Regions from separate parts of the Homo sapiens genome. Here all the other regions are linked to region 1. A link is a loop called in an ENCODE intact Hi-C map of the cell type or tissue named here. Cell type or tissue: OCI-LY7. All regions are shown on one strand.

Evidence for each region. A loop is a pair of places that touch in the nucleus more often than their neighbours do. Peaks named below come from ENCODE experiments on the same cell type or tissue, not always from the same donor. Only the 100,000 strongest peaks of a DNase experiment are listed, where the experiment ranks them.
Region 2: it touches region 1 in a loop (4-fold over the local background); 2 of 110 quality-filtered maps call a loop at or near these places.
Region 3: it touches region 1 in a loop (4-fold over the local background); 10 of 110 quality-filtered maps call a loop at or near these places.
Region 4: it touches region 1 in a loop (3-fold over the local background); 5 of 110 quality-filtered maps call a loop at or near these places.
Region 5: it touches region 1 in a loop (4-fold over the local background); 4 of 110 quality-filtered maps call a loop at or near these places.
Region 6: it touches region 1 in a loop (5-fold over the local background); 36 of 110 quality-filtered maps call a loop at or near these places.
Region 7: it touches region 1 in a loop (8-fold over the local background); 2 of 110 quality-filtered maps call a loop at or near these places.

What each region holds. Positions count from the first base shown.
Region 1 is chr5:158,173,544-158,177,543 of GRCh38, reverse strand. No RefSeq gene overlaps it. Among named protein-coding and RNA genes, the nearest start is that of LINC02227, 230 kb to the left of the region's middle. In OCI-LY7, CTCF peaks have their summits at 202, 2,237 and 2,437; DNase peaks (open chromatin) are centred at 1,953 and 2,423; H3K4me3 peaks cover 406 bases; H3K27ac peaks cover 655 bases.
Region 2 is chr5:158,509,452-158,513,451 of GRCh38, reverse strand. No RefSeq gene overlaps it. Among named protein-coding and RNA genes, the nearest start is that of LINC02227, 100 kb to the right of the region's middle. In OCI-LY7, no CTCF peak of the experiment used is centred here; DNase peaks (open chromatin) are centred at 1,811 and 2,331; H3K4me3 peaks cover 1,847 bases; H3K27ac peaks cover 3,392 bases.
Region 3 is chr5:158,675,656-158,679,655 of GRCh38, reverse strand. No RefSeq gene overlaps it. Among named protein-coding and RNA genes, the nearest start is that of LINC02227, 270 kb to the right of the region's middle. RefSeq lists an enhancer at 2,245-2,294. In OCI-LY7, CTCF peaks have their summits at 2,044 and 2,246; DNase peaks (open chromatin) are centred at 2,325 and 2,845; H3K4me3 peaks cover 1,412 bases; H3K27ac peaks cover 1,388 bases.
Region 4 is chr5:158,768,334-158,772,333 of GRCh38, reverse strand. All of the region lies in intron 10 of EBF1 (EBF transcription factor 1), which reads left to right. Among named protein-coding and RNA genes, the nearest start is that of EBF1, 330 kb to the left of the region's middle. In OCI-LY7, CTCF peaks have their summits at 1,434 and 1,638 (motif pointing right); a DNase peak (open chromatin) is centred at 1,693; H3K27ac peaks cover 1,109 bases.
Region 5 is chr5:158,397,009-158,401,008 of GRCh38, reverse strand. The region is part of intron 1 of LINC02227 (long intergenic non-protein coding RNA 2227); the gene reads left to right. Among named protein-coding and RNA genes, the nearest start is that of LINC02227, 11 kb to the left of the region's middle. In OCI-LY7, no CTCF peak of the experiment used is centred here; DNase peaks (open chromatin) are centred at 1,578, 2,218 and 3,038; H3K4me3 peaks cover 1,270 bases; H3K27ac peaks cover 2,679 bases.
Region 6 is chr5:159,130,993-159,134,992 of GRCh38, reverse strand. No RefSeq gene overlaps it. Among named protein-coding and RNA genes, the nearest start is that of LINC02202, 33 kb to the right of the region's middle. In OCI-LY7, CTCF peaks have their summits at 1,447 and 1,647 (motif pointing right); a DNase peak (open chromatin) is centred at 1,672.
Region 7 is chr5:158,809,509-158,813,508 of GRCh38, reverse strand. All of the region lies in intron 8 of EBF1 (EBF transcription factor 1), which reads left to right. Among named protein-coding and RNA genes, the nearest start is that of EBF1, 290 kb to the left of the region's middle. In OCI-LY7, a CTCF peak has its summit at 1,949; a DNase peak (open chromatin) is centred at 988; H3K4me3 peaks cover 1,893 bases; H3K27ac peaks cover 2,477 bases.

The DNA.
Region 1 (4,000 bases):
TTCTGGGGCAGAGTCTTTTGAGTCCCTGGGCCAGACCAGGGGTGAGGTAACTTGGTAAATGGCTGAATAGTAAATAGTTTAGGTTTTGCAGACCACATACCAGTTCTGCCATATACCTTTGTTTCTGTTTTTGGCTTATTTCAATCCTTTGAAAGTGTAAAAATCATTCTTAGCTTGAGAGCTCCCTCTTACTCCTGTTCTTGGTCTCAAAACCTTGGAGTCAAATTTCCCTCTCCTACCACCTACCCATCCAATCATAAAGTTCTTTGGATTTGGGGTGTCTCTCAAAATGCCCTTTAAATCTTTTTTAGCACCCATGTCCCCTAGTTCAGGACCCCATTCTCTCATGCATGCTCTGGTCACCAAAATGGTCTCCCTGCTCCCCAGAGAAGCCCATGTGTCACCACTGGATTTATTTTCCCAAACAATGCTTTGCACAGATAATTCTCATGATAAAATATCCTCAAATCTAAGCCCCTTAGTCTGCATTAAGGACCAGTCCCCCAGAACACACACACAGACACCCATACAGTTATATAGTCCTTAATGATCATACACAGAATCCTACTAACATTTAATATGCTAACATCACACTAACAGCAATAAGCATACTAACATTGAGTGAGCATTAATATGAGCTAGCCACTCTGATAGACACATGATCATCTCAGTTAAGCCTTACCAGACAGAACCCTATGAGACAGGTATGATTGCGACCCCATTTTACAGATGAGTTGCTGAGGCCCAGAGAGGTCTAGAGAGATGAAGTGACATGAGCTAGTTTATGCAGTGAATTGATAAAACGAGGAACTGAATGGTGGCCATCAGACTCCAGAGGCCGTTCCCTAAATCTCCACCCTCTATGGCCTTTAACCATGTCTCCCCCTCTGCCCTCTGAGAACCTCAACCACAGTCCCTCCGAGAAACATCCTCAAAGGGACCACATCTCAACTCTTGTCCTGGAAAAGATGTTGATGCCTGAACTTGGAGCACCATAAATGGAGCAGGCATGCCCCTCTGTCCAAACAGCAGACCCCATCAGATGTCCCCAGCACCAGGCTGCCAGCCAACAAGAGGGCAGCTCCGCACAGCTGCATTGCAAAGCAGCAGACCAGGGCGAGCTACTAACATGTGGATGCCGCCACTCCACAACTTGCTTAAAAGCCACACTGTGTTTCCTGGACAATGGCCGCAGGCCAAAACACACACATTCCAGTTTTTACGACTATAAGGTAAGCATTCTTTTAATGGCTCTTTCCCTGTTCCTTCACTCTCATTTGTGTTGTTTTCCTGGTTCCCTCTCCTGGATTTTTTCCTTTCTTAGCTCAGCTCTGCTCTCTGCCTCCCTTGTTTCCAGAGCCTCCTGCCTCAAAGCTTCCTTGTCTCTATCTCCTGCCTGGCTTTTCTGCAGCTTCCTTACTGTAGTAGTCTTCTCCTCCTTTCTGGGTTTTGGTCAGCTTTTCCCTAATTACTAGACTTCCCTTCCTCCTGTCTTCCTGTTTGCTTAAGGAAGCCTCCCTCCCCTCCCTTCACTTGTGTCTTCTTCCCACTTCTGCCAGCCTGCCGGCCTCTCTGCTTCCCAGTGGCCTCTCCCCATTGCCCTTTTCTTCCTTTCTGGACACCTGGTCATCCTTGCCCCACTCTCCCTTCCCCACACCCTTCATCTTTCACCTCTGTTCTTTGTCCCTTGTCTCCTCTCTCTGCTCCTCCCTCCCCTCCCTCATGGGTCCCCTCCTGGTTTCCATCCCCCCATCACCCCTCCCCTTATCTTTGTTTTCCTTCTTTCTGGCTGCTGATAGAGTGGGAGTAGTTGCAGGCTGTGTCCCTGATTTCACATGCAGACCAGGAGCCAGCCTGTCAGTCTAACAATAAAATTGCACGGAAACGGAGGTCTCAGTGCCTACATGCAGTTTGCCCCTAAATGGAGCTGAGCTAGAAGGTTTCAGAGCAAAGCCACCAAGAGTCCCAGGCATCTGGTTCTACAGGCAGGATAGAGAAAGGACTTACTGTTTCTTTTTCCCACTGATCTGGTGTAAGTCAAGGCCAAAGACCAGGGCTGAGACGTGTCATTTGTAGGTTGCAGCCTTGGGGTGGGACCTCCATGACCATCCCTGCCTCCTGACAATAATACACAAAACACACACGTGCGCACACACACACACATGCTCATTTTCTTATTCACTTTCCTTCAGAGCAAAGGCCCTGTAACTTTTCAGATGAAGTATACAAAACTCCCACACTGCAAAATAAAAGCTATAAAGAGAACAAGAGCCACTACCACAGAAGGAGATGTTGCTGCTGGGGAAAGGGCTGCCTCCATCCCCTCTACTCCCGCCCATCAATTCTTTTCAACTTTAGTTGTTCCCTGTTTCCTTGACTGAGCCCCCATTCAAGCTGAGCTGGTGCCTTTCCTTAGAGGACAGCGCCATCTAGCAGGTGAAATGCCAGACCCTTAGCTGAGAGGCGAGAAGAAAAACTTTCCCAGCTGCAGGCTCCCTGGTTCCCAGCTTCTCTTTTTAAGTCTCAGCCAGTCAAACCCCAACAGGTCTGAAAAAATGTGATTTAACCCTTTAGCCTTGTTGAAGATTTAAGTGTCTTCCAATCACCCCTATTTCTCCAGTGCCTGATTTTGTTTCCATCTGTGGCCTTAGTTCCTAGAAAAAGCTAGAACGTTCTAGGTGAGCCAACAGTCTGCGTCTGATGCTTGGGACTTAAGGTGACTTTTTTTTTTTTTTTTTTTTTTTTTTGAGACGGAGTCTCGCTTTGTCGCCCAGGCTGGAGTGCAGTGGCACCATCTCGGCTCACCACAAGCTCCGCCTCCCAGGTTCACGCCATTCTCCTGCCTCAGCCTCCCAAGTAGCTGGGACTACAGGCACCCGCCACACACATGGCTAAGTTTTTTGTATTTTTTTAGTACAGATGGGGTTTCACCGTGTTAGCCAGGATGGTCTCGATCTCCTGACCTTGTGATCCGCCCGCCTCAGCCTCCCAAAGTGCTGGGATTACAGGCGTGAGCCACCGCGCCCAGCCTTCAGGTGATTTTTTCCAAAGCAAAACAAAATAGAATTTCCCAAAGCAGTCTAGAGGATGGCTTAGGCTCCATCTGGAGTTAAGTGGCAATCTTTCTTTCTCTTTCCTTTTTCTATCACGGTTTCGTCTTTCCTTCTGTAAAGACCCTATCTCCAAATATGCCCGCATTCTGAGATAGTGGGGGTTTATGACTTCAACATCAACTTCTGGAAGAACACAATTCAGCCCATAACAGATGGCAGATGGTTTTCTTTTCTCTTGCAAACTCTGATCAGTTGGTGGTGGCTGCTCAGACCCCTTGCCAAAGAGAGTGAGAAGGATTCTAAGATCAAATCCATATGGGGCAGAAAAGAGTGCTGTGAATGACTGTCAATGTCTGCTACAGGCATGGGAGTATGGAGGGGCAGCGGGATGGTCCCATGCTTGCCCTTGCTGGAGTAGGGCATGTGCACAACATAGACCCTGCCTCTCAGGAGCAGGGAACATCTATCAGCACTATATATCTCAACATACCAAAAACATCCCAAGGCCACACTTCTGAAAGAAGGCCCAGGGCCATTGTGTAGTCCTCTCAAGCCCTTCATTTTACAGATGAGGAAAACTGAGGTCCAGAGAGCTTGTGTCTTGCCTATGATCCCTCAGCTCCTTTGTGGCAATACCAAGACTAGACCCTAACTTCATATCTCCTGACCTATTTGCTTTTTCCCAAGATCTCCAGTTGCTCCTGGTAACATCAAATGAAGACAGAAATTCTTGTATTGCCCATGCGAGATTCCCCAAGTCCCTCATCCTACAGACCCAAGAAGGAAGCATGTGAAGAGAGCGAAGCTAAACGTTGAAGGTCCTGGTTGGAGTTGGTGGTCAACTCCACTGTTGCTTGGATCACTAGGCATTAAAGGGTTCTGAGGCTGCATTTAGGCCTTTCCAGAGAGAACACTGTCATCCATTAGCAATGGCTGCCATTGCTATG
Region 2 (4,000 bases), 340 kb before region 1:
CAGTTGATCAATACTTACCTTGAGAAACAGTGCTGTGGACATGGTCTGTTACCCTCCCAGGTAACAGGAGGAACATTTGTTTCTCCACGTGTATCACTATGGGGTCTGGGGGAATTAACACTATCTTCAGCTAATAGTCAAGCCCTAACTGGCCTAAATTGATTAATATAATCTCATCCCTAGAGTACAGTATAGTACAGTTATTGTGTCAGAGATGGACACATGAACTATGTTGGTCCAATCAGAGAGAGTATCTTTGCTTAATGACTAAGGAAGGAGAACCAACTTCTCTCCTCTCTCTCTCTCTCTCTCTCTCCCCCTTTCTCTCCTCATTATCTTCCTCCCCATTCCTGCTGAATGTGAATGAGAAAGCAACAAGTCATACTGTGGCCATGAAGGGGGCCAGGCCTAAAGTGAAAATGGAAAGCAGAAAGAAATCAGGTATTTGGTAACATAGTAAGCTGCTGGATCAAACCCTAGCTAAAGCTTCTTGATGTTCAACTACTTTCTTCATCTATATACAGGTTTTACTTGCATTTCCTACCCCTTAGAGGTAAAAGAATACTGATACACACAGGGATGTATGGCTTATTCAACAATTTGAGAAATACAATATTCTACTCACAAAAATGTTCCATGTAACTGAAATGATACTTTATCAAATATACTTGATTTATTTTTTATAATTATTCTAAATTATACACATTGATGCCTTAAAAATTATACCAAATAAAAGATGTGAGAAGTACTCATATAATCCTAAATACTTCCTCCATGTTCCATAGTACACTGACATCTTTGCAAACTACTGATGTGGATCGAATTGTTGTCTACATGCTAAATATTTCTGAATACCACCCTTTTTTAAAAGCTGCACTTTGGAGTTTTGCAGTTATATTCTTAGCTTCCAGCTTCCACTCTGTGTGAAGATCATGACGCCAACCTTTAATAGCTATTTATTCCATATAAATTACTGCTTCTAAATCTGTTACAAGCTGGGAAACCATATTACTGAGTTTGTTAGAATTGTTTTTAAAACAAGAATGAATGGACACTACGTAAATGCCTTGGGGGCAGGGGGCAGGCAGCAAGTCTCCTGTCTATTACATGTTCTTAACCCTATTGTTGGAACTCTAAGGCTCCATGTAGAGGCCTGAGAAGCCTACACAGGAGATAAGAAAACAGAGCTGTGGGGTCCTGGGAACACCCCCTCCCCATTTCTGCTTCAATCAGCGCATTTCCATTTTTATCTGTTTTATGTAACAGAGTTCTGAAAAAGATTTCATTTGAAATAAAGATTCAATTCTTTAAAGAAAAGAAATGCTCCCCTATACCAGCGTATACGATGGAATACTGTACTAGTTATTTTCAGGTAGAATATTTTCCATAGTAGAGGTAAAGTCTTGGTTTTGGAAACTTACCTACACAATTCCAGTGAAGAGAAATAAGAAATAAGAATTGCAGTCTCTGCCTTGTGGAAAATGGCTTAATTTAGTTTTACTAATGTTGCTTATTCAAATCTCATCTCAACAAAATGCATCTTTGCAATGTCAACAGTCCATTTTGCTCCATTAAATCTAAGGTGTTATGAAGCTATAAGATATAAGGTGTTATGTAAGATATACCATTATTGTATGTAGAATTAAGAAAGAAAAAGCATGGCCAGTTAAACCATACACTGCACATATCCTTTGTGCACCACTTCACCTACAACAGTTCTGTGTAGTGTTTGGCCTGCTTCTGACTGCTTCCTGCCCCAGAATTTCTCTGACACTGCACTGCAGAATGCCTGCAGCCTTGACATTTACACACCTGCAACTTAAGGATGTGGGGAGGTCATGCTCCATGGAGCAACCCACAACCAACTGTAGACAATGTCCTCACAGCAGATGATTCTAAGCCAAATTTCATAAAACTCTCCACAGAAGGTCCTGGGTGAATTACTAGTCACATACAGGCTAGGCCATTCAATAACATCACCTTGCATTACCTTTCCCCACTTCTTGTTCACTTGCCCTCTCCTGGCCCTAGAAATCCATTCTCAAATAAGCTACCTGCATGCAAACCTTTGTCTTAGGCAGGCATTGTGAATTGTAAGACATATCCCAATTTCAGAGATGTTAAATATTTTCATCTAAGAATCATGAAATATGGTCCTTTATGAGAATAAAAGACAAATTTGTTAAGTAAACAAGTTGATATCAAAGACCGTCACCCTATACTTAAATAAATAAATAAATAAATAACACTGCAATTTTATTTGTAAATTGTTCTCCTTTGCTTCTCATCTACAGCCCAGGGCAATGTTCCCACTGAGCACAATGATGACACTTTGTCCCTGTAAGCTCCTCAGGCTTCAAAGAGGGATTAGAGAGTTCACTTCACTCTCTGCAGAGAAGTACAAAAGTCAATGAGAGACTTTTATGATCTCCCTCCATACCTGCTCCTCCTAGGTTAAATAAATGGCACCTCCATCCACCCAGGTGTTCATAACAGAAACTAGAAATCATTATCAGGTTATGTAAAGTCTGCCTCTTTAGAATTTCTCAAATCTGTATAATTCACCTTATCTTCACTGCACCACCTATTTCATGCCACCATTACCTTTCCCTGGGCATTCATTGCCTCTGAACTGGTCTCCTACTTCTACTTTACCCTACTCTAACCCATTTTCCATATTATTCTTTCCATCCATCCATCCATCCATCCATCCATCCATCCATCCATCCATCCATCCATCTATCCGTCCGTTCATCCGTCCATCCGTCCATACGTCCATCTATCCATCCACCCATCCATCCATCCGCCCATCCATCCATCCGTCCATCTGTCCATCCATCCATCTGTACATCCATCCATCCATTTATCATCCATTATTTTGTCAAATAATTATTGAATGTTTATATGCAGGCACTGTGCCAGAGTTTGAGGAGTCAATGTTGAACAAGAAAAATATTGTCTCTGCCCTCATGAAATTTTACAGACAAGTATAAAATCAGGTTACATATCTATAAAAATGTTCATATATGTGAATATTTCAGATTATATATTTATACAAATCAACTTGACACTTTATCAAATCTACTCGATTTATTTTTGATGGTAATTATTACAAATTATACACATTGGTGCCTTAAAAATTATACCAAATAAAAGATAAGGAAAGTACTCATATAATCCTAAATACCTCCTCCATGTTCCCATAGTACACTGACACCTTCGCAAACTATCACTGTGGGTTAGATTGTTGTCTACATGCTAAACATTTCTAATATTTTCCTTTATTAAAAGCTGCATTTTGGAGTTTTACATTATATTCTTAGCTTTCATCTTCCACTCTGTGTGAAGATCACTCTGCCAGCCTTTAATAACTATTTCTTCCATGAAATATATATTTATATATTTATAAGTATATTTTACATATATAAATGTTCTGATTTTTATATATAAATTAATCTGAAATGTTCCAATTTTTATATATTTATGTATAAATGACAAATATTTCAATATTTTTATATTAAATATTTAAATAGTATATTTATAAATAATATATACATAAATATAGATAAATAAACTTGACAAATATTTAAATATATATTCATATGTAAATATATATGTGTGTGTGTATGTATACACACACACACACACATATATATATAAATCTGAACATTTTATTCCCTTTCTTTAGTGATACTCAAACAACTTCCAAAATCTTAGCAGGTGAGCCCTATAAGATCTTTCACAATCTGGCCCCTCAATATCTAGTCTTGCTGCAGATCACATTGTGACACCCTCCCTCTCTCCGTCCCCCAACACACAGGCACCAGCTACAGTGGCTTTCTATCAGCTCCTGTAGCATCAAGCTCCTTCCCATCTCAGGTCACCAACTTTCTCTTCTCCACCTGAAATATTCTTCTTTCTCTTTATTTCCTGGTTAACTCTGATTCCCCTTCAGAAGGAATGCCTTCTATGAAGCCTCTACCAGGCTGAATCCCACTCT
Region 3 (4,000 bases), 500 kb before region 1:
TGCCAGTGCTGGAGGGATAAGATGGAATCAGAAATCTCTCAGCAGTAGCCAGCGTGGATTCCAACTAAGGATCGCCAGGCCACATCCGGCTCAGGAAAGGTTGTCTGGAGGATCAGAGAGCTGATCTTCCAAAGGTCTGGGAACCATGTGGATTGCTGGAATTAAAGCTCACCCTTGGGGAAAAGGAATTGGAAAAACAACTCATTTTGACAGAGATTAGGTTTCTGCCTCATCAGTGGGGATCAGTCTTGAAACCAAAACTGAGCTTAGAGAAAGGGAAAGCTCAGCTTCTTGCACCTCTGAGAATGTGGTCTTTAAACTGCACCTGCTTTGCTCATTTCCACAGGGCTCCTGATGATTCACTACATGTAGGCTCAACTCCCAAATACAGTCTCTGAGCTGCATTAGCCACTGGGTGGGGAATGAAAAACAGCCTCATTCCACATCCTCATGGTCCTGGAGGGGAACAGTCTTCATATAAATATACACAAGAAACTCCAGTCTTCAGACATCTGAGCTTTTTAGCCCGCATAATCATAACACCTCCGAGAGCAGGGATGTCTCTATCAGTGTGTGGGTACACAGCTGCTCCTTCCATAAGCGAATCCTCTCCATCCAATTCAGACTGAGTTTCAAGTTGATTTTGGAGAAAATGTATACAGTTTACAGGTTTAAAGCCTTTTCTTCATCCCAGAGGACAAGCAGCCTAGGGGAAAGGAATGGGGGACTGCTAACATTACAGAGAAGAAAGGAAAGTAAGGCATCCCCAAGAGACAGGGAAGAATGAGGCCAGAGATGCAAAGAGGGCAGATGACAATTGTCAGATGAGTTTCATCACTCGGCTTTGCCTCTACCTGCTCCCAACTTCTCTGAAAAATTGTCCTTTGGGGCCCAAACTTTCTCTGTTTTGTCTCAGCCCAAAGGTGAGTTGGTAGGAAGTTTGAGCAGAATTGTTTCAGGCATCTTGGAGTTACGCAGGCAGGCAATGAAATAACATTATTTCCGCTTTCAAAATAAATAGGAGTTTTTGGTCACAGAGAGCTCAGGAACAAGAACTGAAGAATGGTTGCATCCTTAGACTCCGGGAATCCCACATCCCTGGTAGCAAACAAACCTCAGAGACTGGGAGAAGAGAGAAGATGTAGGAGTCTGTGGACAGGAGGAGAGTTAAAGTAGATTCTGTTAACCAAGTTAACTTATTTCAGTTTAATTGTATCATTACTGATGGATGGAAACCACAGGCCATGTCTTACCCTTTTTACTCTTCTTTTCAACCACTGAAAAGAACAAAATTCTCTTTGCCAGGCTTGTAGTTCTTTATAATTTTCCAGATTACCCTCCAATTCCAAGTGGACAAAGCTCTGTGTTTTTTTTTTTTTTTTGTCCCCCTTCGCCTTCCTTTGGCGATGAGGGGGTATTTTTAACCCAGCACCTTTAAACACAAACACACTAATAAAAATCTCTGAATCTAGACAGACAACATTTGTTAAAAAAAATATGCAGAAAAACAATTTGTACATACTATGAAGAGGCTGAGGAGTTAGGGTGGAGGCACATTTTCTGGGCAAGATTATACCTCTGGTATTTTTAAAATCAGTAAATACATCATAGGTCCAATGTGGCAAGATTTGGTGTGGGTTATATAGCCGCAGTGATCTCTTTTCTGGTCTCAAAGTATTCCTCATGGAGATAGCAAATATGTCATATGAAAAAAGGCTATATAATGCCTATTTCCCACTCCATGCCCAGGTGGCACTGCCACTGACTTCAAAGCATGCCTTATCCTTGTACCTGCCGCCCTGCAGATAATGTATAAAATAGCAGAGAGACAGACACATGTGCATGCCGAGCAGTGTGCTTTAAACATCTCAATATATTACCTGGCATGCGGGGTGCATCCTGACTGCTCTATGGATGCTTCCCTCCCGCCCTCCTGCCTTTGATATGCAAGAAGCTAGGGCCAAATCAGCCACTCCGTCATTTCCATTATAAGTATCTTTGGGGATGCGTGCTTTGGCAGTGAGGTGCCAGGGCCCCAGATTGGACCCCACCATGAAGTTCTCAAAGCTTAGCAATTTTGCAGAATTTAATGGGCGTTGGGAGACGATTTTACAGACTGATTTCCAGGAGCACAAATATTCAAATTGCTCAGCCCCTATTTGAAGACAGATCTGAAGGTGCACCTTACAACCTGTGTGGAGCAGGCTCTTTTGAATCTTGTCCTTGAAACAAAAAAAGGGGGGAGAAAAAGAAAGAAAGAAATGCAGCGCCCCCTGGGACTTTACCGGCAGAGACTCTAAGTGCAGCGTGACTGCAAAGGCCTGCCAGGAGTCCTTGGGGCAGGAGGGAGGAAGGGGATGAGAGAGACCGGAGATGAGAAGGGCCTTCAACAGCCATTGGGGAGGCGGTGGCGGGGGAGAAGAAAGGGAGACACGTACTAAAAACAACAGAAACACAGGTGGAAACGGCCTTGTGGGAAATCAGCCTGTCAACAAACAAAGCTGGAGGCTGGAAACCACTGCCTCACCAGCCCAGCTCCTGGGCAAGGAGATTGTTCTGTAAATAAATTAGCGGTGACTTTGACTGCTTGGAAATTAATACTGACACCATGAAAGCAGCAAATGGCTCCCTTTTATCAGGAGCAGAAGCACTACACTTCGCAAACGGATCTTCTTTGCCTTTCCCTGTTTTATTTTGCTTTGTTTTCTCGGGGAAAGTAAATTAGAGCCACTTACATCAGCAGCTCAGGTTAAAGAAGGGGAAGAAGAGAGAGAGAGAGAAAAAAAAAGTTTCATTTCATGTACCAGTGGCTTAGAACTTCATTTAAAGCTAATCACGCCCCCCACTTTCTGCGAGCCATTTCTGACAGCCAGCATAGCCTAGAATGCCCATTGAGAGACCCAGGCACAGTGAGCTTTGCTGGAGTTGCACCCAAAGAGTGGGGAAGTGGTCTCCAGGTTTCTGTCAATGGTTGAGAAAGTGCAGTTTCTAGAAAGAGTCAAGTCATCTAAGGTCTAACTTTTAAGAGCTGCCCAGTGTGGGCTTCTTCCAGAGGATCTCAGGTATTTCCTTAAACATGTACTCTTCTTCCAGAAAGATGACTGCGTTGTTTTTTTTTGTTTGTTTGTTTTTTACCTTCAGAAGATAGGAGTACCTCCAAATTTATCAGGTAAAATAACTACCTTTATGAACGTGACCCAATAAGGCAAAGCAAAGGCCTTGAAACTGTAATCATGTTTATACTCTTGTGAAAAATCAGAAAATCTGTCTTTTCGCTCTATCTTAATCATTGCCCTTCCCCCAAACAAAATGGACCAGTGATTTTAAAGAATCAGATACCTTTAGAAAAATTGCATATTGCAAATCTCTATCACTCAATATCCTACTAGTAAAAACTCTCTCTTGACAATTTCTGTACATCTGTGGTAAACTCAAAATTGATGGTGGCAAAAAGGACCTTGAAGCCTCATAAACTCTTGAAGCATGTTCTGGACTATAAAAGGTGCAATTATTTAATCTAATTTTACCAGAAATTACAGTTGTCTCTGCCTTGGAAGAGTGATAATCCATAGGTAATAGTCATGGTGACTCTGAAATAGCCAGAATCCTAGATTAGTGAGAATGACTCCAGTACCACCAGACATCAGAGTCTTTATTGCATATTAATTCTTTAGCTCGTGTTGAGACAAGCTTGCTGGGACTCCTTTGTTACTTTGTTACAGTTGCAAACTCCCATGTAGACAAAGAAAGTCAAAAGAAAACTTAGCCCTTGCACACCCAGCAATAAAAGATTGTAATGGACACAAAACACCACAACAAGCTGCTTCATTATGAAGTGAATTAGAGGTGCTGCAACTCGCTGCAGGGATCCCTCAAACTGTCAAGAACTGAGAAACACCTGGGAAGTAGCTGATGCTAGAAGGGACGTAAGGAAAGCACAGGAAAGAAACTAGAATTGTGTCAAGGACATTGGGCACATGAGTGGTGAGCCACAGAGTAA
Region 4 (4,000 bases), 590 kb before region 1:
GTTTTCACCAGAAATCTCTGTTTCTCATTCTTGGAAACCTCCTCCACAAAATAAAGGCTGCCACCTTGGGCTTGAACAAAGTCATTGGTTTTAGGGAAGAAGTGGAGAGTTTGCACCTAATGGATCTCCTGCACTTTAGTCTTTTCTTACATAAATTCTTTGTCACAGTACGCTCTGAATAGCCACTTTCATGTCATTACCCTGCAGAGAAACCTTCCCTCTTTGCTCACTGTATGTAAGACGTAGCCCAAGTCCCGAGTTTGGCTCACTGTGCTCTGGGGCTAGGGCTTATGATGCTCCAGTCAAACCAGTTTCCTTGCTGTGCCTCCAGCTCACTTTAGCTACTTTGGGCATGGTGATTCACCTGAAGGATCCAGTTCAAACTCTTACCTCTCTGAAGTGTTCTCTGACCGCTGTGGTATAGTGGACAGAGCCCTGGGCTGATAGCAATGAGGCTTGCATCGTATCCCAGCCTTGCTACTCGCTAGCTGTGAGACAAGTTGCTTATGTGCTCTGGACTCCAGTCTCTTCATTGTGAAATGAGTCAGTCGGACTGACTTTGGTGCTCCCTGTAACTCATCTTGATTGACTGGGAGAGTCTCTGTCCTTGAATCTCTTTTGTCCCAGGTGCTAAAACCATCCCATTCATCATTCACTTCCTTTTGTCCTTAGTTCTCTTGTTCTGTTCATAGGTAGACAAATCATAAAAAGTCCACAAGCTTCATGAAGAAATAGAAACTCTTCCTCAATCTTATTTTATACACTATGTTGAAGGGATTTGGCTCAGCATTTTACTTGCAATAGGTGCTATCATTGACATATTGCCCAGGATCAATGGGTCTTCATTGATTTTTGTCCTCTGGATAACATGGAATGTAAATAAGAGCTGTTAATTAAGAATCTGTCCCTTTCTACTTGAAGTTTTACATACATAGAACATAGTTTCTTTAAATGAAAAAATGGGATTTGGCTTATATTATGAATTTCATTTTCTTATCTGTAAAATGGAGCTATTTTAATAGTACCTTCATCTAAGGAGTAAAAGGGTTAATGTATGTAATGCAATCCTGAGAGTACCTGGTCCAGTATGAGTGCTCCCCAAAAGTAAGTGAGAAAAGCAGATAGTGGGTATATATATTTTTGAAAATCCAAAGAATTTGTCATTAGAGTTTGATGTTATGTATGTGTCAGCTTTGATTATGAGTAAAGACATTGTTTCTTTCTAGGCATTAGAATAGGAATAAAAATACCTGTGTTCTGTTCTGATTTTACCACTTCCTTTTGTTACTTCATTCATTCACCTCACAAATGTTTGTGGATTGCCTGTCTTATTCTAGGCAATGTTCTAAACCAGTTCTAGGCCAAGTCCTGAAACAGTGTTAAGCAAAACCAGACACAATCCCTGTTTTCTTTATTCTAAAGACTAAGAGGGAAAATGGGTGTTCATAAGTTTACTATTTCAAACCTGGTACGTGTCCAGAAAGAAACAGCGCTTTTGATCAGCACATAATAAAAGAGCCCTGACCAGTCAGTTAGAGATATTTCTCTACAGGAAAAATTGCACAAGCTGAAGTTTGAAGGATGACAAAGAGCTAACCCAACAACCAGTGAAGGGTGGGGGTAGCATGGGGTTAGGGAATGAGCCTTCCAGCAGAGGGAGCAAATGAGAAGGCCCTGGGTGGGAGGAAACACGGTACCTTGGACGGCTGTAAGAATTGCAGTGAGGCTGGAAAATCAAGAGGGAGGAGGAGAACTGTGAGACAGAAGGCTGCGAGAAGTAGTCAGGGACAAGGGTATGCAAAACTTTATAAGCCATGGGGAGGAGTTTTGTTGTTATCTTAAGAACAATGGACAGTTTTGAAGTGTCTGAAATGACAGGTGGACGTGACCAGGTTTACATTTTGGGAACAAACTAACTCTGGCTTCAAGAAGCATAGGAGACCAGAATGTATCTTGGAAGGCCTCTTAGGAGGTCATTGCAGTAGTCTGGGAAAGAGATTTGGTGACTTTGATTTGGGTGGTAATCAGTGGAGATGGAATGGAGTGAGAGGAATCAAGAGGAATTTAAGAGGAAAAATGGAAAGGACTTGATGGGTTAGATGTGGGGATGAGGGAGACAGAGGGGTTAAAGCTGCTAGATTTTTGTCTCCCTCAACTTAAGGGATGGTAGGGCCATCACTTTTCTGTGCATCCCAAGGATCTTGTGAATATCAATGAAAAAATGGCCATGAAAATATTTTGCATAGCGTAATATTCTATACATATGTTAATTGTTATAAAGACAAGCCTAAGCAAACTCAGAAAGAATTGGAGAAAGGAAGGCAAGAATGTGTTTTCTTTTTTGTCAGATTGTTTTCACTTAGGGATTCAGCTGAAAGAGGGCTGGGTAATGAATACTTGACTAGCAGCTCTGCCTTAGCAGTGTCCTAATTGGAATAGACCCAACAAGAAAGAAAAATTCACAGGCTGCTCCTGTCCACATGTCTTAAATATTACTCCAAATGAACCATTTACACACAAAGAAAAGAATTCAAGGCAGAGGGAGTGTTTATTCTTTTTGCTTTTGTGATACAAAGGGTAGGTCCCAAGCCTCTCCTTTTTTTTTTGTTCCACAACATATGATTTTTCCCTGATCAGATGTATGCTGATGTGATCAGTGATTCTGAATCTGCTGGCATTTGTACAGTTAAATACTGTTGGTGTCATAATGAGAACAACAACAACAACAAAAGTCACTGAAAGTAACCATTGTACTTCCGTGACAGCTATAAAATGAGAGCCATTTCTGCAAAGAATAAAGCTGATCTGAAGGAAGCATATTATTTTGCATATTTTACAAATATACTTTCCAAGAAATATGACCTTTATTTCCTATTTGGAGTGGAGTGTAATCAGGACTTGAGTAGCCAGTATAACAGGATCATTAAAAGGGATATTTTCACTGACATTAGAGGTCTAAATGGCCACGAGGCCTTATATACAACCTTGGCTTTTTCCTGTCTACCCAGAGTTAATAAGTGATAAGGCCGGGAGAGAGATAAATCACAGAAATCCCTGTCCAAAGAAAACATATTGACTACAGCCAAGCAAATAACAGACCATAACCAACGGTCCCATTCATCATTCATGTAATAGGGATATGAAGTATTTCCTACCAATGAAACCGTACAGTAGGAAGAAGCAGATAAGCTGGTCCAATCTAAGGCATGAGATTTGGTTATTAAGGAACATGAACTATTTGTCACATGGCTTTAATCTTAAGATGTGTTGCCATTTCTAAACTATAAATTTCTGGTAAGGGATTAGAAAGCTATTAACAATAAAAGTAGGAACTGAGCTGTATATGTATTCTTGCCAATGTAATGCAACACTGTAAAGTTTTGAACCTCTAATCTTTTTAGTATGATATAACATGATTTGGTTTTCAAAGCCAATAAACTATTTGGAAGTATTCAAGTTTTCACTTTTTTTAAACCGAACATCATGATAAATTAACCCTTCAGCTTTTGACTGTATATCTTGAAATTTTCTCAAATATTGTGGAATAGGAGTAGGAAGTGGAACTCTAAATTTCTTTTCCTCTTTTCCTAAGATGTATTCCAAATGTTTGATGGAGGATTATTCGTTTTACTTATCTGTGTTTGCAGTGATGTGGATGCCAGTCCTGTTCATTGTTAAAGTTAACGAAGAGACGTGGGACCCGCTAGGGCATTCACTTTTGTTTTTCATTCTTTACTGCAAAGTTATGCATATTGATTTCAGATCATTTAGGAAGCACCAATAAAACATAATTAAAATAATATTGAAATTGCTTACATTCCTACCGGTTTCTTGTTACATAAACACTCAATAAATGTGAGCTATTAATATTGTTTAATGATATATATTTTGCAGTATTTTTCCTATGCATATATCTGACTTATTACCATAATAATTATATCTTACATCATATTATTTATCTTTTTTCATTTAAAAATACATAAATATCAGGGAGTTATGA
Region 5 (4,000 bases), 220 kb before region 1:
TAGCCACCACGCCCTACCCCATATCCCAGTAGAGTTTTAGTTCAGGTTGTGATACTGACACACTATTTGGCTTTAAAGAAGGATTTAATGTCTCTGGGCCTAGCAAGCGGTTAGGAAGACAGAACTGGGTGATTCCTAAGACTTCTTCAGTTCTAACATTCCACAGTATCATTTCTTAATGGTCTGGTTAATATCTTTTCTGAGTTCTCATAGGCTCAAAATCAAACGAAGTCCTGGACCAACACCTGTAATATCTCGCCAAGCCTGCATTCATTACCCATATTCTGCATCTGTCAGGAGGTGACCATCCAGGCTCTTTCAAAGTCCATACCAAATGTACATGTGTGTTCATGCACACACATGCATGCACACACACTTAGCTTTGAAAGTGAGCATTTATGAAATCCAGTCCCACAGAAGTTCAGCTCTGTATCTTTTTTCCTGCTGGATATGCAAGAAAAAAGAAATGGTGTCCTTGTCCTTCACTCTGATAAGAAGGTGGCACACTGCCTTCCCCTCTGATAATCTAAATAAGGAACTATTTATCTGGAATGATTTATGCTATTTTCTAATATTCTGATTATAAAAACAGGTGAATATACCACAAACTTACCTTAATAGACTGTGGCCCGCCCTTTGCAATCTTTTTTGTGTATTTTTGGTTTAGGACATCCCTCCTTCATGCCCAGTCCCCTTGATAGGAACCAGCCATGCCTGGACTGAATAATCGCCATTATATGACTTCTCCCTAGTTTTGCAGTTTAGAATTCCATTCTTTTGGCTTCTGGGTTCATCTTAGATCACAATTTTGCTTGCTAAATTAAGAAGTAACTACCCAAAATCACACAGGCATGTATCAACACCTTTAATCTCCTAGGAGGCATATTGTCCTGACCTGCTGATTCATATAGTATGTGTTATGCTCAAATTACTGAAGAATTCCCTTACCAGCCTTTTGTCAATAGTTATTTTTGCAAGGTCTTCATTACTTCCTAATTGACTAAATTCATTTTCTTCATTTCTTTCATTAAAGACAGGCTTAGAAGTGACATCAATTTTGTAGCTTTTCTAATGGCTTTCTTCTTTCAGGCTTGTCCTCATTTCGAAACAGGTCTGTATTCTACCCTTAGCTTATATCATCTATCTATCTATCTATCTATCTATCTATCTATCTATCTACCTACCTACCTACCTACCTACCTACCTAGCTACCATCTAGCCATCTATCTATCATCTGTATTTTTGGATTTAATTGAGATTTTGAAAAGTCGCCAGTAACCGGATGTCTAGCTTTATAAACTTAGGTATGAATAACATTCCCCCTAGTAAGATTTCCCCCTTGCCTTAGTTCAATATGCATGGAACTACATGGCTGGACTAGGAGGAACCTGGCCTCTTTATTTCCTGACCATCATTTTCCCCTGATCTGGGCTTCTAAGATCAAGTCATCCTTGGTCTTTTTTACCTAGTGGATCCAAAAGTTTGATGTGCCTTCCCGAGGCTAGAAAATGCCCTACTACTATAAAAAGTTCATTGCCCCAGAATGAACTACATCTCACTGGGCTCTGCGTGCTGCATTCCTTGCCAATGCAAGTTCCTACTGAAGATTCAACAGGTCTTTCTTCAATGGCTACATTCAATTTGTTTCATGGCAAAAGTGCCCTGAATGCCCAAATTATAGTTGGGGTGTGTGTGTTTGTGTATGTGAGTTTTAATTCACTGAAAAAGTTGCTTCCCAAGGTTTAGTGTTGCACCTAGAAGATCTGAATCTGTGCATGTTCTGGGTTCTTCTGTTCCCTGGGCCCAGAAAAACCATTCCCTTTACCATTTTAATGGAGGGTTGAAGTCCTAGATCTGTGTCTTTCCAAATTATATAAATAACCCTCAGTCATTCGTTTTAGGAGCCTTGAAACCTCCCTTCACCAATGAGTCAGTAAAAGGCACCCTGGCCACTTTACTAGATGGAGACAGCCTAGAATTATAGAGAAAAGGAGGGGCTCCATCATGACTCTCTTAGAAGATCTTCAGGCTCCAAGGCAAATGTTCTTCCCCCTCCGTTGGGCTTGCTTAGCAATCGTTTTTTCTGGTCAGATACCTCACTGTACACTCTAAATATTCTTAAACATTAAAGCATTTTGCTAGTGGCTTCTTTTAGCATTTCCTTCTGAGACGCTATCCACACCTGGCTGACAATTTTAACCGTCTGTGTGGCTGGCCAACTTGGCTCAACAAACCACAGTAAGGGTGTGGGTGTTTTTCATTGAAGAAACTGCTTTTGCTGTTTTTACTGGCTTGACCAGTCAAGCGAATTAAAAGAAGTTGCATGTGCTTTTAAAAAATTAAACCATTTTTGGCACCTTGATCAGTGTTTTGTTGAAATCTAACTGATTTTTACTTGAGTTTGACACAAGTTGAGGTTTAAAATTGCTTTCATCTATAGACCTCCCCTTTCTATGAATAACCCACAGAGCCAGTCAACCCAGTATGAACATTCAGCTTGTCAGTTTTGCCATCTGCTACTTGGGCATAAAATCTAATGGTCCCCATTCATTGCTTAAGATCAAGATCTTTGAATATGGTAAGACCTAGAGGGGGTCTTTAGCCTGGTTTTGCCCTGCACTAGCTACATGACCTTGGGCAAATTACTTCCCTTTCTTTGTGCTTCAACCATCAAATGTGAAATGGGTTATTACTTTCTCTGTGATAAGTGCTCTTGAGGGTACAAAGATTATCAAAATAAGATCCCATGATCAATTAATTTATATTCTAAATGGAAGAAGAAGACAAAGACACAAATAGGTACATTGAGCAGTGAGTTCATGAGACATCTACGAAGGGCCATGGGGGAATTAAAGAAGGAGAGATTACTTCTCTGGGGAAGAGGGTTATCAGGAGGCCTCCTTGAAGAAGGTGATATTTAATGAAGAGTTTGATTCAACAGGCAGCAGTAAAAATAAGAAGAAATCAGCAATAGCAATAGCAATAGCAGCTAACACTTTTAGAATGTCTCCTGCAAGCCAGAGCCTATGCTGAGCAGGTGACTTGTACAATGTCACTCAACCCTTCCCACAGCCCCATGACTTAGGTATCATTAGCATATTTTATTTACAAGGCGGAGAGAGGTTCAATAACTTGCTGAAGAACATGCATCTTGTAAGGTTGTGCCTAGATTTCAATACAGAGCTTGTGTTCCTAACCACTGGGGATGTACTGCTTCCAGCTAGTTGGAAAGGGGGTGACAATAGAACCAGTAGGAAGAGTTTATACACACGCAAAAGAGGGCTGCAACAGTGTTCAAGGACAACTGGGTACTTATGTTTGGCTGCAGGAATGCATGAGAGAGCGGCAGGAGTAGGAGGTAAGGATGAGAACATAAGCTGAGGTCCCCATAGGGAGAGATGGCCTTTAGGAGCCCTGCAATCAGAGTAAGCCACACAGTCAGAGATTTGCTTCAGGAAGACGGATTTGGAAAGGAAGGTCACTAAGGCTGAACTGAACGGACTATGGACTGGTTGGGTTCAGGGGAAAGGAAGGTTGCTAAGGCTGAACTGAACGGACTTTGGACTGGTTGGATTCAGGGAGATGAAGGTGAGGCATGATTGCCAAGTTTCCATCAGGAGACAATGTGGAGGAAAGCATGTTGATAATTAGCGAGTGCCAATCAGATGTAAGATTTCTCTTTTCACTCATGCTCAAGTTGTGTAAGAATAGGGGTTCGCCATGCTTTTCTGTCACTAAAGAATATTCAGATTCCCCCAGAAAATCTCCCTCATGGAACAGGGTGGCAGCAGGGACACCTTCCAATGTCCTTTCTAAAATCATACGTCCATGCAATTTCCTAAGCCACAAGCACAACACACATAATGATAACTGAGTTCTTCATCCCTTCACATCCCTGTCAAGAAGAGGGTTAGAGGTAAAACAGAAAGGTACAGGGCTAGGGGCCAGTTTCAAACACATCCTAGTCACTTTCAATTTACATTATTTTGGACCAAGTCAC
Region 6 (4,000 bases), 960 kb before region 1:
TATTTTATTATACTTTAAGTTCTGGGATACATATGCAGAACGTGCAGATTTGTTACATAGGTATACATGTGCCATGGTGGTTTGCTGCACCCATCAACCCATCATCTACATTAGGTATTTCTCCTAATGTTTTCCCTCCCCTAGCCCCCAACCCCCAACAGGCCCCAGTGTGTGATGTTCTACATTTATATTTTTAAAAAGAAATACATAACAATACCAATAGATTATAGATTTAGACATAATCTATACATGCATATGTACTCTATAATATATCTAAAGATATATAATATCTACTATATAACCTATTCATGATAGACTCATGAATTCTAGATCCATAGATTGTAGATTGTGTAAGCATTCATGAGTTTATTCTAATAAATAAATGCAAACATGCATAAGCGAATCGGGAAAGCCCCTCTTTGAGTAAAATGTTAACTAATAAAATGGAGAAAGGAATGACAGAATTAGAAAATTATCATTTTGCAACTATTATAATAATAATTGATTTAGGCAAGAATTATCCATGGATACTAAAACTAGTGGATGAAAGTTTGAAAAGGAAAATGATGCTTATATAGCCTCAAAATATTGTCCCTCAAATCATTAAGAAAGGAAGAACAGTAACTCTACAGGAGATAAACCTGGGAGATAACACGGTAACCAAGTGACTGAAGTTAGCATCGCCAATGATAGAACAAGCCTTCATCATGTACCTCTTGACATAATGCACTAAGGAAGATACTCCTTCACCTCTGAGATATTCTTGTTAAGAATAATCTAATCATGAGGAAATAGACAAACCCACACTACGAGATATTCTACAAAACAATGTTTCCTTTTTAATGACAAGCCTGCTTAAGTCAAGGGTTGCATCAAGAGTTGCATTTTCACAAAGTAAACCATGAGATATTATCTTACAACAGTCAGACAGAATAGCAATTATTAAAAAGTCTAAAAACAATAGATGTTGGCAAGGATGTGAAGTAAAGAGAATGCTTATACACTGTTGGTGGGAATGCATATTAATACAACCTTTATGGAAAACAGTATGATTTCTCAAAGAACTAAAAATAGGACTACCATTTGATCCAGCAATCCTGCTACTGGGTATAAACCCAAAGGGAAAGAAACAATTATATAAAAAAAGATATTTGCACTAATATGCTTATCAGAGCACTATGCACAATAGCAAAGACATGGAGTTAACCTGACTGTCTCCATCAATGGAGGATTGGATAAAGGAAATGAAGTAAAGATATACCACGGAATACTACTTAGCCATAAAAAAGAATAAAATCATGTCTTTTGCAGCAACATGGATGAAACTGGAGGCCATTATCCTCAGTGAAATAATTCAGAAACAGAAAGTCAAATACCCCATGTTCTCCCTTATAATTGGGAACTGATCAATGGATACACAGGAACATACAGAGTGGAATAGACATTGGACACTACAAAAGGTGAAAGGGTGGGAGGGTCGTGAGGGTTGAAGAACTACCTGTTGTGTACAATGTTCGCTATCTGGGTGATGGGCACCCAGTAGTGAAGCCTAGACTTCACTACTAAGCATGTAAGAAACCTGCGCTTGTACCCTCTAAATATGTAAAAATATTTTTAAAGTTGCATTTTCAAGGAATACCACTAGATGTCACTGTGGTTTTGCAGGTTGCACAAATTTTATCAGTAAAGACATAAATTCCTTGGTGGCCTGCCTCTTGACTTTGACTCATTTCTAGACTGGGCACATTTAGCCAATTTCAACACATATAGCCTTTGTGAAGCCTACAAATTAAATAATGGTAAAAGCAACGAGGAAGGAGGCAGCCGGCTTAAAGCTTGTTTCTGCGATTACAAGCCGTGGGAGCCGGGCAGTTACTGCTCCGTCTCTGGACTTGGTTTCCACATGTGGAGGAGACTTGGATTGCCTGCTCTTAGTCTCTTCAAGCTCTCGTAGTCTATGACTTTAAACTGATGTTTTTTCAACTAAAATTATTTCAGTGCCCCTTACAAGATTTTTGTCCAACGACATTGAACCCACTACTGATTTTTCTGTTTTGTTTTGTTTTTAAACTCAGAGCTTTTATTTATATAGTACTTGTTTTTAAGTTGACTCAGCTTTTTAAAATGTAAATAAAGAAAAAAATGTCATAGGCCCATCACAAGTGGAAACCAGTTCACTTGCCATAAATAAAGGTAACCACAAAAATAAATGTAATAAAAACAACGTAATATAATTAAATTCAAGCGATTGTTTGCCAAAGGCTCAGAGCATGAGTCTACTCTTTTTTCCTCCTTTTTTTAAAAGGGAGATTTGGCAGTGTTGAAGAGGAGTTGAAGACAGACCAGCCCCGAGACTTTCCTTTCAATGTCAGCAGAAGAATTGAGACTGAGAAGACCTTTCTCTCTGTGCAGTTTACAAAACCAACCACAATACTTCATGTACCGTCCAAAACCAGTCTCATGCTTTTATAAGCTGTTCTAAGCTATAAGATTCTTTTTTTTTTCTTATTCTTGATTCTTCAATATTTCTAAAGGGCATGATTAGAAATCATACATTATTAAATGTTTTCTTCAACATATATTTAAGCTTTCATTTTATTTTGGTATCCATTTCAGTTTTGTATTGGTTTAACTTCCCTTTAATGTTTATTTAAATTTGCCTTTACATTCAGTCTTCTTCCACTTAAAACACTCACTCTCTTTTTAACAGAGGAGGTGATATATACCCCTCTGCTGTCAATGTCGAAGCAATTACGTGCCACCAAATGGCTTGTGATGTGCCATCTCCTCCTGATAAAGGCTCATGATAGATAGGATGTGGCAGAGGTCAGGAATTCTGCTGAGTACAACCTGAGGGTATCCTTCAAATTGCTTGAGCTTTCTCCAAATCCCCTAGGACACAATCAGAAAACGAGTCCCCTTTAATTTTGGTGCAGAGCTTTTTTCTTCCTTCTTCACAGAGATTCAGAGTGAAGATGCGTTAGGCTGAGCCATCTAATTGCATTCTTTACTCCCTAACATTAGTTTAGCCCTTTCCTGCTTTGTATCATCTATTATAATTACTAATTTGCTGGCCACAATTAGCATAGGGGGTTTTATAGAAGCAGAAACAATTTCTTAGCTGCCCAATGTTACTAAATAATTTAAAAAGGGGAAGACAACGAATTTCCATCAAATGTGCTTTGTTTTCTTAATGCATGTGTTGCCATTAAGGAAAACCATTATAAGGTAAAGAAATCAGGAAATTCATAAAGATCAATACACCAATTATTTCCTGCATTATAAAAGTTACCTCTTCATAATTTTCTTTTCCTGGTGAGGTAGATTTAATTTGCTATTAGAAACTCAAAAGCTGAGAGGTCAGTTTCACTGTTCAAAACAGACTGCTCTTTGTCTAGCAGGAAACAATGTTTTCCCAAAAAAAAGTCCAGAGAGATCACATCCCCCAAAAAAATCATCATTGAAAAGGTTGATTATGAATCAATAGAAACTTTTTTTTCTATAACAAATTATGTTGAACTATACTGTACCCCCCAGGCCCCACCCCCAAATCAGAGTAAGAATCTCTTGGGGGTTTTTTGTTTGTTTTTTGTTAGTTTTCATCACTGTAACTATGCTGAAATTCAAAGCAGGGTGGGCAGATATTACACAACTTCATGAAATATACTAAATATACCAGTGGAAATCAAATGTGAGGCATGGTTAGTTTCTGCTGGCAGACTTACTTGAGATTTTCTGAAGAATTCTTCAGGTTTCCTCCAGCCCCATTTGTTCCTGATGCTGATCAGTGTTGATGATTCCATTATCTTCTTTATGTTACAGATTCCTCCCTCCCCCAATGTTCACTCTATTGTTTTATTATGTGTTGACATCAGCCTGCGGACGATGGTGTTCTGGCAGAGTCCCCTTCCGTGGCTTTCTGAATACCACTGGTAAGTGTACTTTGAGCCTCTTTCTGGAACTATATCCCCAGGGCTGCAAATTATACTTGATTTCATTG
Region 7 (4,000 bases), 640 kb before region 1:
GGAGGTTAACAGTTGGTTCTAGGAGGCCTGGAAAAGCCATAGAAATGTGGCATACATAGCCATTGTGCCTTAGGTAGCTCTCACCCTGCATTCTTCTCCCTGGATTTCTTCAGCTGGGAAGGTGTTGTGTACAAGCGGCTTGATAGTTTGCAGTGAGCTTTCAGACCACTATTTCCCATGCAGTAGGTGAGATAATTTTAGAAAATGGAGGATAAACATTTAAACATTTTTAATGGTTGTGTGTTTATGTTAATGCGTAAACAAAACAATAACTCCAACTTCAAAATCATGATCTCACAGCTATTATTGCTTAGGGCAAGACTAAAGTTAAAGAAAAAGTTGATCTAAACAAACATAGCAGCTAAATACTATTAAGTAAATAATAGTGTAAGTGGTACAGGGATAGAGGAAAATCAGGACTGAAGTTTGGGAAATGCTGTTAGAGAGGGCTGTAAGGGTTGGGGGAAGTAATAATTCTTTCAAGTCACCAGGAAACAGTGTAGGACCCTGGGAAACATTCTTTTTTTGAGTCAAATCATTTTTAAAAGAAAGTCCTTTAGGCTCAGTTTACTGTTAGAATAGACTTAAATATCCTAACAGGATTTTAAAAAATAAAACTCCCAAGCTGCTGTTTTTTTATTTTTAAACAAGTAGGGTCTGCATGTCAGAGAGCAGAAATTAGTTTGGAAAGAGGACTTGCATCAGGAGAGAAAATCAGCCAGGGTCCACCCAGGCAGCGCATTATGATAATACATACGGAACCAGCTGGACACTGAGCAAGGCTGACATTGTGTTGTCAAGGGCAGGATCGCCCATCAATTTCTGAGATAGAATTTGAGTTCAGATGACAGAAAGAGCAGCAACTGTGTTGAAACTGATGCATGGGGGAGGGGCAGGCAGGCAGGAACCACCGGGTCTAAAGGCAGGAAGTCCTGGTACCTCCGGAAGGGGGTGGCTCTGTTTTCTCATCTGGCTGCTACCCTTCCTTCTAACCTTAACATCTGTCAGCAAGATCCACCTGGGTCCTTGCATGATTAGAGCCCACTAAAGGGGGAGCTTACTGGTGCTAATTTTAACCCCCAAGAGAATAGAGTGCCTGCTGCTGAAATGGGGGCTAGGTCGACCCAGGAAATGGGACTCCACGTAGCCACCAGTTGTCAACCTAAGAAGCCCATTGTGGGTGTAGTGGCAATTGTTAATAACTTTTGGAAGAATTCTTAACTTTTCAGCTACTCTGTTTAGTTCCTTAACATCTTAATAACACCAGTGATTCCTCTTTAGTTCATTTGCTTATTCATTCAATCATTCATCTATTTAACACTAACACATGTTTATTGACTGACTGCCAATTATATCAGACAATAGGGCTACAGAGGTGATAAGGCAGGGACAGTTGTTAGCATTATGACGTAGACTGTCACATGAGTGTAAGTATTTATGTGCCGATATTAGACAAATAATGGCACACGGAATGATTTAAACTGCAATGATGGTTAAGTGCTATAAGGTACAAATACAGACTCCTAAGAGAGCTTAGAACTGGGGGACTCAGCCAAGTCTGAAGAATCAGGGAAACTTTTAAAATTTTCAATGAGAATGAACAGGAGAGGGGAACACATATTCAAAATTCCACGTGGGGATAAAACATTAGAAGCTGTAGGGAGGGCAAATAGGGAAGGTAGGTTAGGTCTGAGATCCATTTTTGAGAAACTAAACTTGGAAAATTTCCATAGGTTGTTTACTCTTTGACTTTGAGATGTGGTTCCATTGCAGTTTCTTAATCATGAGCTAACAGAACTCAGTGTCCATAAAATGGTAGCATTTAGAGCAGTGTTTTGGGTGATCATGGCCTTACTGTTACGATAGCGGTTGTTAAGTACTTTCTCTGCATCAAGTTCAGTGCTGAGCACTTTGTATGATCTCTTTTAATGCTCTTAACAGCCATGGGAGGGCACTAGTATTATTAGTTTTACTAAACACATTTGGGAAACTGAGGCCATCCTTTAAGGATTTGGTCGTGGCCAAAGTTAGGTTTTTATCTGCAGCTTTTGAATCTCCAAGTAGTTGACACAGGGGTCCTCACCACTGTTTTTTCTTATTGTTTAGTCAGTGCTAACCTCCCCTCCACATTGGACTTCAGACGTGGAGAGAAATTCTCCTGCTATTTGAGCATGTAATATAATACTTGCTTCAATTGAAACAAATTGACGACATTACTCAAAGGCAAATTGAAAAGCCAGATCTATGCTAAATCCCAAGGGTAAGTTAGTTGGCATGTGCAGTGATATATGGGAAGGTGCTTTTCTGGGTTAAGATAAAAAGTCCTGGTATCACGTCACACTATCAGGCACCCCATCTCAAACTCCCTGTGCCAGCCCTGCAACTTGAAATACTCAGTGGACAGAAATGATACTTTATAGAAATTAGGTGGTCATCATTGTTATCAGATGAATATGATGCCATCAGCATGATTTTAGCATCCTCAAAAAAAAGAGATTTACCTGGAGGGACACAAGAGAAAATCTGAAGCATGGATTGCAGGATTGTGGCTTTTCTGCCGGCCTGCCGTGGGCAAGTCGGCTGGGAGATGACCTAGTAATTAAAATCCTGCTTAAACGTATGCTGCTGGTCAGTTATAACAGAAGCACTAACATGGGCAACCAGAGAAAGATAAGAAAAGCGAAACACAAAAGTAACACTCTTGAGCCCACAGGGTGCAGAAATAGATCTGAATGGACTGAGTGCATATCTGAACGCTAAGCATGAAAGCAGAACCCAAGTACTAATATATTTTTATCCCAATCTGTGAAATTAATCAATATTTTATATGCGAACATATGCTCCTGTGTTGCTGGCTTATTTAATTGACAGTTGCAATCAGCAGGATACCAGTTGTTCAAACCCACATTTTTCATCCACAGTTCTGGGGAGAAATGCAGCAGGGGACCCAGGGAACAGGGACACAGACAGTGTCAGATTTGAGGCCTCTTCTCAACCCTTCAGTTTCTTTCATCGTCCTTGGGGCAAAGTAATAAAAATTTCAAGATAGTGCAAATGTTGAATATGAACAGAGAGCAATGTACTTGGGCTACTATTTAGAAGAATGATAATTAAAATGAACGTAGTTGGTACAAATTGAGATCTTTAATTCTTCATTGTTTTTTATCTGTTTCTCTTTTGAACATAGCTGGAGAAGCCAACAGATACTGAGCACCTACTATGTGCTGGGCCTGAGGCAAATGCTGTTGGGTGTATTATCCGTGGGCTGGTGGGTGAGGGGGATATATCCCAGCCAGTTCCAATGTATTGGATCATTTCTTGATAGAGGAAGAAAATATATCTTTGGTCTTTCTTTGCCAAAATCTTCTGGCGGAATCATCAAACCAGCTGTGCTTTTCCAGTAACTATTATGTGCAACAAATCTATAAAGTCAAACCTCATATTCCTCTACCTTTCAACTTTGGCAGAATCCTAGAAACTCTCCTTGATTTGGTTAGCTAAAGGCCTGTGGAATCCAATCTTTGCTGTTTAAAAGAAAAAGAGAGTTGGGGGAAAGTGTTATTAAGGTACTATTTTAGAATAGTCTATTTGTTAGTAAATTGTTATTATTTTCATGATACGTGCAACATTCTATAGTGAAGACCATTGGAATGGACAATGTCCAGATTAAAAATGAAAGTTAAAAGGAACTGCCTGATACTTTAAAAATGTTTCTCATAGTGTTGCTATCGTTTGTGTTAGATGTTCAGACTCAGTGTGTGTTTAGCAGCCCAACATGTAACAACAGAAAAGCTTCTAAGCCTGGAAGTTTGGCAGTATTTTCAATGTTCCTGTATTTAAATTGGCACCTGTGCTATTATATTAGGATGCCATTTTCTGAACTTGGAAATAGAAGAAGGTGGAGAGAGATTTTACTGTAATTCATATGTGGGTCTGAGTCTTAGGGGGAAAATAACTTTACTTGGAAATAGAGTAGTAATATTCTGTAAAGTTAATAAAT